Regions from separate parts of the Homo sapiens genome. Here region 1 is linked to region 2. A link is a contact called in ENCODE Hi-C or POLR2A ChIA-PET data. All regions are on one chromosome and are shown on one strand. The core of a region is the stretch at or near the end of the contact, and the rest is flanking DNA. Distances in the headings are between cores, read along the strand shown. Region 1 overlaps NAA20 (N-alpha-acetyltransferase 20, NatB catalytic subunit). Region 2 overlaps RIN2 (Ras and Rab interactor 2).

What was found. Hi-C counts contacts between places; a loop is a spot of excess contacts on that map. ChIA-PET counts read pairs that join two places held with the same protein, here RNA polymerase II (POLR2A). Pooled maps may share reads with other maps.
Region 1: POLR2A ChIA-PET joins it to region 2 with 10 read pairs in A549. The contact joins two enhancer-like sites. A Hi-C loop is called at or near these places in 1 of 37 single-sample maps with no recorded cell type and 1 of 50 pooled maps. POLR2A ChIA-PET finds 5 or more read pairs at or near these places in 4 of 52 experiments (A549, GM10248, PC-9 and 1 more).

The regions. Positions count from the first base shown.
Region 1 is chr20:20,031,890-20,036,716 of GRCh38, reverse strand. NAA20 (N-alpha-acetyltransferase 20, NatB catalytic subunit) reads right to left here. Exons shown (of 6, transcript NM_016100.5): 5 at 4,064-4,209; 6 at 3,062-3,615. The coding sequence ends at 3,530. It overlaps CRNKL1 (crooked neck pre-mRNA splicing factor 1), which reads left to right. Exons shown (of 14, transcript NM_001278628.2): 14 at 355-2,349. The coding sequence ends at 522. Among named protein-coding and RNA genes, the nearest start is that of NAA20, 17 kb to the right of the region's middle. Within about 2 kb of position 2,041, at least 2 of the 41 ENCODE cell types and tissues checked have a DNase peak (open chromatin) inside an H3K27ac peak, as active enhancers do.
Region 2 is chr20:19,910,948-19,915,856 of GRCh38, reverse strand. The region is part of intron 3 of RIN2 (Ras and Rab interactor 2); the gene reads right to left. Among named protein-coding and RNA genes, the nearest start is that of NAA20, 100 kb to the left of the region's middle. RefSeq lists enhancers at 305-374, 3,856-3,905. Within about 2 kb of position 1,501, at least 10 of the 41 ENCODE cell types and tissues checked have a DNase peak (open chromatin) inside an H3K27ac peak, as active enhancers do.

The DNA of each region.
Region 1 (4,827 bases), core at 792-3,291, 120 kb before region 2:
TGCACAGATGTATGGCTTTTGCTACTGGGTGAATATTATGTAAAGATCGTTAAACGTTTTCTTAAGTGTAAGACTGCACAATGTAGTTGGAGACACTGAACATCTTGGTTGGCTATAGAGGAGCTGTGCTTAGATTTTTAGAATGTTTTTCTACCAGTTTAGTTCTCACTGAGCTACAGTTGCTGCTTACTCACTCCCAGTCTTTCAGACCCAGCCCTTGTTCTTTCTGTAGTAGACTTTGATGTTATTTTGTAAAATGGAGGTAATCATCCGGATTTCCAGTAAAAATTCTTCACTCTGATATGTGAGTATATCACCCACGTTTGCTTATCTTTTCATTTTTTATTTCTGTAGTCTGATGCAGGCTGGGAAGAATACTTTGATTACATCTTTCCAGAAGATGCTGCCAACCAACCTAACCTCAAACTCCTGGCCATGGCCAAACTGTGGAAGAAACAGCAGCAGGAAAAGGAGGATGCTGAGCACCATCCAGATGAGGACGTCGATGAGAGTGAATCCTGATCTTTTTTTCATAGACAAATGTTTTGTTATTTTTATAAATTAATTGTTTGGAACTCTTGTGACTCCTGGAAGTTCTTATATATTTCACCAGTAAGAAATTGATTGGTATCTTTGATGGCTACTTTTTAAGTTATTTTTTAAATGCTCTTGGGTTAGCTAGGGGTAGGGATTGCAAGTAAAGGACTTTTTTAACTGCTGGATTTGTTTTTCCAACTGAGTCCAAACTTTTCTAATGTCTGTCCACATCATGCATTAGGAAATGTAATTAAGGTAACATTCTACAGTTACTTTTCATGTCATACCCATAAAGATAGTTTATGCATTCATCTGAAATGTGTAACTTTTTCATGTCTTCAGAGTCACAGACTTGAGTTCATTTCCCAGCTCTGCCACTCATGATTATATAACTTAATTTTCATTTTCCTCATTCACAAAATGGGCCAATAGTTTGACAGCTCATTTTGAAGATTACATTATAAAAGGAATATACCTGGTGGGTGCATAGTAAGTGCTCAGTAAATTGTTTGTTCTAAGCCACTTTTAAAAATGGTTTCATTCCTTGTAGAATTGAATGCGAGTGGATTAATAATTTACCTTACTTTCTTACTAGTGTCCAGTTATATTGTTTTTTAGAACAACACTTGGAAAATAATTTGCAGTGATTATATTTCTGAACAAGGTTCAGAAAACATTGTTTACTAAGAATTTAGTCTAATAATTTCAGTTAGGCGCTCATCAGTTCTCCAGAGTGGTTGAGTTTGTAATACCTTGTTTAAAGAATAATGGCTTGTTCACGTGTGTGCTATGAAAAATGATGTCCCATGTTCACATAAATTTGGGAAATTCTGGACTAAGACTTAAGTCTCGTTAATCAAATCTCTTTATAGTTAGGCTTCTGTACATTATGTATCTCCAGTAGCAATGTTGCCATATTATTTATTTCCCAAACTTAGTGGACAATGGAGTCATTTCTACCTAGAGTACCAGTAAACATCTCCCAGTGTGCTATAGTAGAAAATGTCTACTCCTCACTGCTGACATGTTAAACTTACTCTTGGTTTAGAGCATGTGTAGAAACACCTAAGGTAGCTCTATGCTAAATAATGAAGAGTAGCACAAGAATGAATGTATTTGCTGATACGTTGCTCACATTCTCAAGCAAAAATTCAACTGCATTAACCGATCTGAGAGTTTTCCTTTAACCTGGACTGTGTTTCTCAAGCACATTTTTTCTTTGTTCACTGCCCAAGGACTAGAACTGTATTTTTAAGGTTGTTTTCCCCTAAAAGGACCTTTAGTAAGCAAATTTATTATTAAATGTGCACATCTTATTCACCCAAGGGAATAAAAGCTACTTCGTAATGTTGTTACTAAATTTTATCTTGAAAATAAATAACAGTGTTTGAGGACAGAAGAAACTAGGACTGTTGTTGAGATAAAATCTGTTTTCAGCCTGACTGCTTTAGTCACTGGACGAGCATCAGCTACTGCGGTGTCAGATCACTTCTCGAGTAGAGGTCTGCCTAGTGAGTGAGCAGGAGAACATCATCTTAATAGCCTTTGGCTCACCCAGAGTCAGGGAGAGATGAAAATAATAGGTCAGAATGCAAGTGACTTAATCACAGTCTTCCTAGAATTATCTGTTTATGTTGCATGAATGCATAAGAAAAAAATTCTGTCATGTTCCCAAGGTAGAATTGTAATAAGCATGTGCCAGTGTGAAAGCTGGAAGGAAAAAAGCTATTCTCTAACAGGAGAACATAAAGATTCATTTCTCTCCCACCCTCAACTCCACCAAAGTAAATCCTTTCGATAGTAAAAGTTTAATAATTTCTTGTGGGTTTTTCTTTCGTTAAGTCTTTCACTAACTAACTAACTGGATATTTTCACATATTACAGAGGAAGACACTACACATAAAATACATGGTTGGCCTATGATATAGTTATATGGCCTTTCTTTAGGAATTATGTTCTTTTCCCTCTCCAAAAAAAAAAAAAACCTCAAGTTTTTTTTTTTTTTTTTTGGCTTTTTAGAAGGGCAGGATTTAAGCAAAGCATTGTGAAGAGGAGAAAAGATCTAGGACTAACAAACAAACAGTATAATGGTATGAACGCAGGTGACTGGGAAGAATTTACTACACGATAAGAAGGGAGCTTCTTAAGTATGCTGGACAGTGATTGCTTCAAGTGTGCATTTTTAAAATACTACGTATGGAAGTCACAATTTAATTAAACGTATCTTAAATGATGATGACCTTTCACAATCCTGATTTTTTTTTTTTTTTTTTTTCTTGAGGCAGGGTCTTACTCTGTTGCCCGGGCTGGAGTGCAGTGGGACGATCTCAGCTCACTGCAACCTCCACCTCCAGGGTTCAAGCAATTCTTGTGCTTCAGCTTCTGCATAGCTGGGATGCCCAGCTAATTTTTGTATTTTTTTTAGTATAGATTTTGGCCAGGCTGGTCTCAAACTCCTGACCTCAAGCAATCAGCCTGCCTTGGCCTCCCAAAGTACTGGGATTACAATCTGATTTAGTTTTACAAATGACTAACAAACTTCAGAAAACATTCATAGAGTCAATAATGTATTATACATCTTAGATTTATACATTTCATATATGCTTTTAAAGCTTCAATTAACAGTTCAATACAAAATTTAAAAACAAATATATGCAGCAGTGGTTCTCAGGCACAGAACTGAGGAGGAGACTGGAGCAAGTCTTTTCCCTAGCATACATACAGTGAATACTATGAACCATGAGAGTGGTATGTTTCCTTCTGACCTAGCTGCCTTTTTGATTGAATTTTGTTACAATGAACAGCTTTAATAGGTATGATATTGCTAACTGGAAACAATGAGATTTAAAATAAATTGATAACCTGTATTTTCTTGAAGTCTTTAAGACCTAAAATGATTACTTTTCTCCTAATAGAGCTCCAGAATCATCCAATGAAAATAATATTGTCCATAAAGCATCTAGAGTATCTGCCTAAGAACCACTGCCCAGGGTTATTCAATGTCTTCAGGCCTCACAGGATGAGGTAATGGTATGATGGATTTCTTCTCAGTATCCCTGGAAAGTGCTTTCCTCATATCTGTAAAGAAGCAAAGTTTAATATAAACACCCAAAAAATGTATTATATCAAATGTAAAGTGTATAGGTAAAGTTCCCATAAGAGGTTTTATCCCTACCCCCACTTCACCATATTCTAAGCAAAATGTATTTATAAATGTCTCCCAATTGCCAAGTGTACCAGATGCTAACCAGACCTCACCCAGTATTCAGCTCACAATACACGTTTTCTTGTTAGCAAAATAATATGTATGTAACAGAGTGAAACAGTAAGGTACAGAAATTAACCATTGGTTAGTTAATAGGTAAGTTAATTACTACTACTAATAGGTTGATAAAGGTAGGTTGAGGGAAATTTAAATTTTAAAGTCAAATATTCTACATTTATTAAAATAATCAAATACTACAATCTGTAGAAAGAATGTAACTGTTTCGACTTCTTGGGGATACTGCCATGGAAGGGAGCTTACCATAAGCGTCCTCATCAGGCTCCCCGTTGCTGGCCGAATAGTACTCTATGACCGTCCTATATACACTGTAGCCCAACTGCTTGTACATGTTAACTGCAACTTGGTTAGATACTCTTACAAAGAGATCCACAAAAAATCCACCCTTTCTTTAAAAGAAAAACAAAAAAGGAAAATGTTAGAATGTGAGAAACCCTAGAAAGTAATAGATACATATTTTTTTTAAAACGTGTTTTTACCTTGCTTTGACTACTACTCAGAATGGTAGTAATAGGACCTTGTAGCTGATTACATGGTAATAGAAATTTGTATTACTTAGGATTTATGACAATTACTTTGCAGTGTAAGAACATGACTTTATGTTTGCATGCTAGTATTTCAAAAGCAACACGTTTTCTTAAAAGATAAACTCAAGGCATTTGTTCTACAAATTCACCACCTATTACAGTTTCTCCTGTTTATGAAGTTTATATACATGGAATCATATATTCTTTTGTCTTTTGCTTCTCTCAGTCGACTAACATTGTAAGAGTCAGCTTCAAGAGTGGCTGGGCTTGTGCACAAGTCATTCACGGTCCTGTTGATACGTTTCTGGCTTTTACTATACAAACGATGCTCCTGTGAATACTTCTGTTGAGTGTCTCACGTAAGGTCTATAGCTAGGAGTCTCACTGTTGTGTCACAGGGCACATCTTCATTAGTTAATACCAAACTGTTTTTCCAACTGGCTTGTACCAACTTACTCTTGCACAGAAGTGAGTAAGCCT
Region 2 (4,909 bases), core at 252-2,751:
GAAGGGAAATTTTGAAACAGAAAATGACAAAAAATTTTCTGTAAATTGAGCTTGTCAGTGTCCTCTGAGCACATAGAGTTGGTTTAGGGAAGGAAGAGAGCAGAGTGGGTATGAAAAGGGAATTTGGATTATAAGCAAATATGAAGCTCAGCCATTTTCGGTCTTGTGAAGATGATTAGTTACTCTGAGGGGATGAGTCACTAAGATTTGAAATTTACTGAAATGCAAAGGTTTGTTCCTCATTTGGAACCTGCGCTCTGATGCGGACATCTGCTGAGACACCCTTGACTTCTTAATCCAGATGGGACACATGGAGCAGAGACTGTGAGTGCTCTGCCCACAACCCTTGGAAGTCACCGTTTTCTTCTGTTGTGATGGCTCTACTGCAGGCACCTGGAAGTCTCTGCCCACAGCTGAGGAAGCTCTGTGGCTGGGAGTGAGTGCTGAGCAGATCAGACCACAGTGCTGGGGAGTTAATACCCCAGGGCAGCCCTCAGCCAAGGAGGGATGGCAGTGGGTGCACAAACACCCCAGCTGCCTCGCTCTTATGTGGAACAACTTGGATGCCCCCACACAGTCTCTCAGAGGTCCCCAGTGGGATTGCACCATGTATTGGCTGCCTCCCCTTCCTGTCTCACTCCCCTACTCTCCCACATGAACTTTCTGTGATCACTCAACACAGAATAGACTACTTGCATTCGTATTCTGTCTCTGCTACTGGAGGAACCCAAACAATGTTTTTCTTTTTACTATAAATTCAGAGCAGGAAATCCCTGCTGGGATTCGCTCCATCTTAGGCAGTCAGATACCTTCACTACCCGTAGGGCCTTTTCTCCCAGCTGCACTGCTGTCATCCCGAAGGTCTTAGGGAATGGCCACAGAGGGGTCTCTTGTGCTGTTCTGCTCTCATTGAGGTTGTAGTGACCAGAACTGGGCACAGTTTCCCAGTGCCACCTTAGTCTCATCTCTCCCTGACACACACAAAACACCCTTTGTTATCATTTAGGATATAGCTAACAGGATAACATTCACAAGACTGGTGTTTCTCAAACTGGAATGTGCACACGCATGACCTAGGGACCTGGTGAAGGTGCAGGTTCTGATTCAGAGGCATTCCGTAGGGCCTGAGAGTCTGCATTTTTAGCAAACTCCATGGCTGACGGGCAGACCACACTGTGAACAAGGTTCCACTGGAGTGTGAGAGCCCCAACCACAAGACCAATTCTTTCCCAGGTCGGTATATCCAGTGTCTCGTCCAGCTGGCTACATAGTGGGTGCTGAGTTTATATTTGTTAAATTTGGCTCTTGCAATTGATTAACACATCGATTCACTAATTTAATTCAGCTGCCCAGCTTCAAACACGAGAGCAGCAACTGTTTAATGCAAATTTTTTTGATGCAATGTCCTTCTGATGGTGGGAAAGTACATACTGGGAAAGTCATACAGGAACACCACAGAACAATGCAGAGCGTGTGCAGACAGGCAAATTTGGTGTGAGTCATTGTCAACTCACACCATTGTCAACATTATTGAAGACCTGCTACCTTTAGGGTAATAGCCTAACTAGACACCAAAAGAAGCATAAGATATTATTTCTATCCCCCAAAAGGCTTGCAATGTGACTGAAAAAATGAGACAGACAATAAGAAACAAGCATCAGGTGAGTGGTTAAAGACAGTAGTAACCCTGACAACTAGTTTGCTTGATCTAACTCACTTGACATCTCAGTAAGCCCGTCTGATCACTGAACTGATAATACTGTTATTAAAGCCACCTGGCTCTCCTAGACCGCAAACTCTGGTAGTTGCATTTCACAAAATTCAGATTCAACTTCACACGCACCCCATCACAACGCACGTGTGCATATGCCTATGGGCAGATGGGCCCCCTTAATCACATAGGTTTTAATATTTTTATTCGGGGCAAGAGAAAAAAATAATCTTCCTTAAAAACAGGTTCTAATCCACATTCATAGCAGCATTATTTCCCACAGTCAAAAGGTAGAAGCACCCAGTGTCCGCTGATGGATGAATGAATAAGCAAAATGTGGTCTTCTCATACAATGGAATATTATTCAGCCTTAAAAAGGAAGAAAATTATAACATATGCTACAAAAAGGATAAACTTTGAGGACATTAAGCTAAGTGAAATAAGCCAGTTACAGAAGGACAAACACTGTATGATTCCACTTGTAGGAAGTACCGAGAGGAGTCAAACTCATAGAAACAGGAAGCAGAAGGGTAGTTACCAGGGGTTGAGGAAAAGGAGGAATGGGGAATTATTTAATAGATAGAGTTTCAATTCTGCAAGATGAAAGGAGTTCTGGAAATGGATGGTGGTGATGGTTGCACAACAATATGAATGTACTTAATGCCACAGAATTGTACATTTAAAAATGTTTAAAATGTGACTGGGCATGGTGGCTCATGTCTGTAATCTCAGCACTTTCAGAAGTCAAGGCAGGAAGATGGCTTGAGCCTAGGAGTTTGAGAACAGCCTGGGCAACACAGTGAGACACCATCACTAAAGTGCTTAAAATGGTGAGCTTAAAAAACATGGTTAAAAATGCTTAAAATGGTAAATTTTATGTTATGTATGCTTTATCACAATTAAAAAAAAAACAGTAAGATCTGAGAGCTACAGTGTGAACAACGACAACAAAACAGAATCCCTAGAAAATAACTTCATAGAAAACAAGGTAGAAGAGTTTCTTTTTGTTTATGAATATATGTCATGGAGACCTTCTCTTGAGAAAATGATCTATACGAACCCATCTCCAGCTTCTAAATTCTGGGCTCCTCCAAGAAAATGACAGTAATCAGAGGCAAAGCCCAGGAGGGCCCTAACTGTGAAGAGGACCTCGCAGCACTTTCTCTGGACCCATGCGCATGGACTGAGGCTCAGCCTGTGCACCGCACGCTCATGGCACCTCTTGATGCTGTGGACAACATGCAGCTTCCTCAGCTGTGCCTTTCCCACACCCCGGGGTTTTCCATTTCCTAGTGACATCAAACATTCAGGATGGAGAAGAAAAACCTGCTGTTCACCCAAAAAGGTGGTTAGAAATGACCATCCCGGCGTGGTCGTGGTAGCTCACGCCTGTAATCCCAGCACTTTGGGAGGCTGAGGCGAGTGGATCACTTGAGCTCAGGAGTTTGAGACTGGCCTGGCCAACATGGTGAAACCCCGTCTCTACTAAAAATACAAAAATTAGCTGGGCATGGTGGCAGGCGCCTGTAATCCCAGCTATTTGGGAGGCTGAGACAGTGGAATCGTTTGAACTCCGGAGGCGGAAGTTGCAGTGAGCCGAAATCGCAGCATGGCACTCCAGCCTGGGCGATGGGAGTGAGACTTCATCTCAAAAAAAAAAAAAAAAAAAAGAAAAAGAAAAAGAAAAAAGAAATGACCATCCCAGCAATGGATGCAGGGGCTTTTCCTGATGGGAACAGGCCTCCTGGAGCCAGGTGAACTGGCTGAGATGCCCCTGGAGAGGGGTCTGGCCTGGTAAAAAGCATGGACCTGCAGCAGGAGACCAAATCAGGTTCTGGGGTGGTGAGAGCACAGTTGAACCCCAGGCTTCCTTCCTTTGTGTCTTTAAGCAATGCTCATATGAAATGTGTCTATGTGAAAGCCCTTTCCCTGTTCTGGGTCACAGCATTTTGACTCAGATGAGAAACTTGTCTGGGTCCAGTTGACGTGTACTTGAGGAGTCCTGGAGTTAAGGCTGAGTTTTAGAATCTGCTTTTCATGTTTAGCTTAATTCAATTATGAAAACACATCAAATGGCTACTCTGAAATGGGTAGAAGAGGCCACAGGAGTCCACAGGGCCAGGAAGTAAAACCTGAACTAAAAGGGAGCCCTGTAGATCCTTCCATCAAAACCACAGACAGCCCCTGTCTTGTGGACCCATAGCCATGGCTGGCTGCACATCTGTACGCTGGGCTCACCCACGCGATTCACCTATTCTGATAACAAAGAGATTCATTTTGTAAAAAATGTCACATACAAATGCCATTCAAAGCCAGTAACAGGTATGTTGACTTTGTGGAAATTCACTAAGCTGGATATTGACGTGAGCACTTTCTGCATGTATGTGACACTGAAGCAAAAATTCACGGAATGAAATGAGTGAGACAGGACCATTTGGAGGCCAAAGAATCATGACAACTAAATGCAGTGAGGCAAAGAAATAGGAAAAGAAATAGTATAAGGACATGACCAGAGCAATGAACAAGCTCTGAAAATGAGCTGTGGGTTAGAGAGGAGTGTTATATTAGTGTTATCAGTGTGTGTATAATAGCTTTTTGGCTTGTGTCTTTTACTTACTGTTTGTGCAAGAGAATGTCCTTGTTCCTCAGAAATACACAAGGAGGATTTAGAGATAAGGTGGTGTGGTCGCAGGTGTGTCTCCAATGTATTTTCAGATGGTTCAGAAAACAGACTACATATGTAGCTATATAGAGACAAAATTATCTATTTATGTAAAATATTGACATATTTGGGCCAGGCGCGGTGGCTCAACGCCTGTAATCCCAGCACTTTGGGAGGCCAAGGCGCACAGATCATCTGAGGTCAGGAGTTCGAGACCAGCCTGGCCAACATGGTGAAATCCTGTCTCTACTAAAAAAATTAAAAAATTAGCTGGGCAAGGTGGTGCATGCCTGTAATCCCAGCTACTCAGGAGGCTGAGGCAGGAGAATTGCTTGAAACTGGGACGCAGAGGTTGCAGTGAGTCGAGTTTGCACCACTGCACTCCAGGCTGGGCAACAAGAGTGAAACTTTGTCTCAAAAAAAAAAATTTACATATTTATATAATTCTGCATATGTGTGTGTATGTGTGTGTAGAAAGAGAATGACAGAGCAAGGGCAGTGAAATGTTAACCACTGGTGCATATGGAACCAAGGTA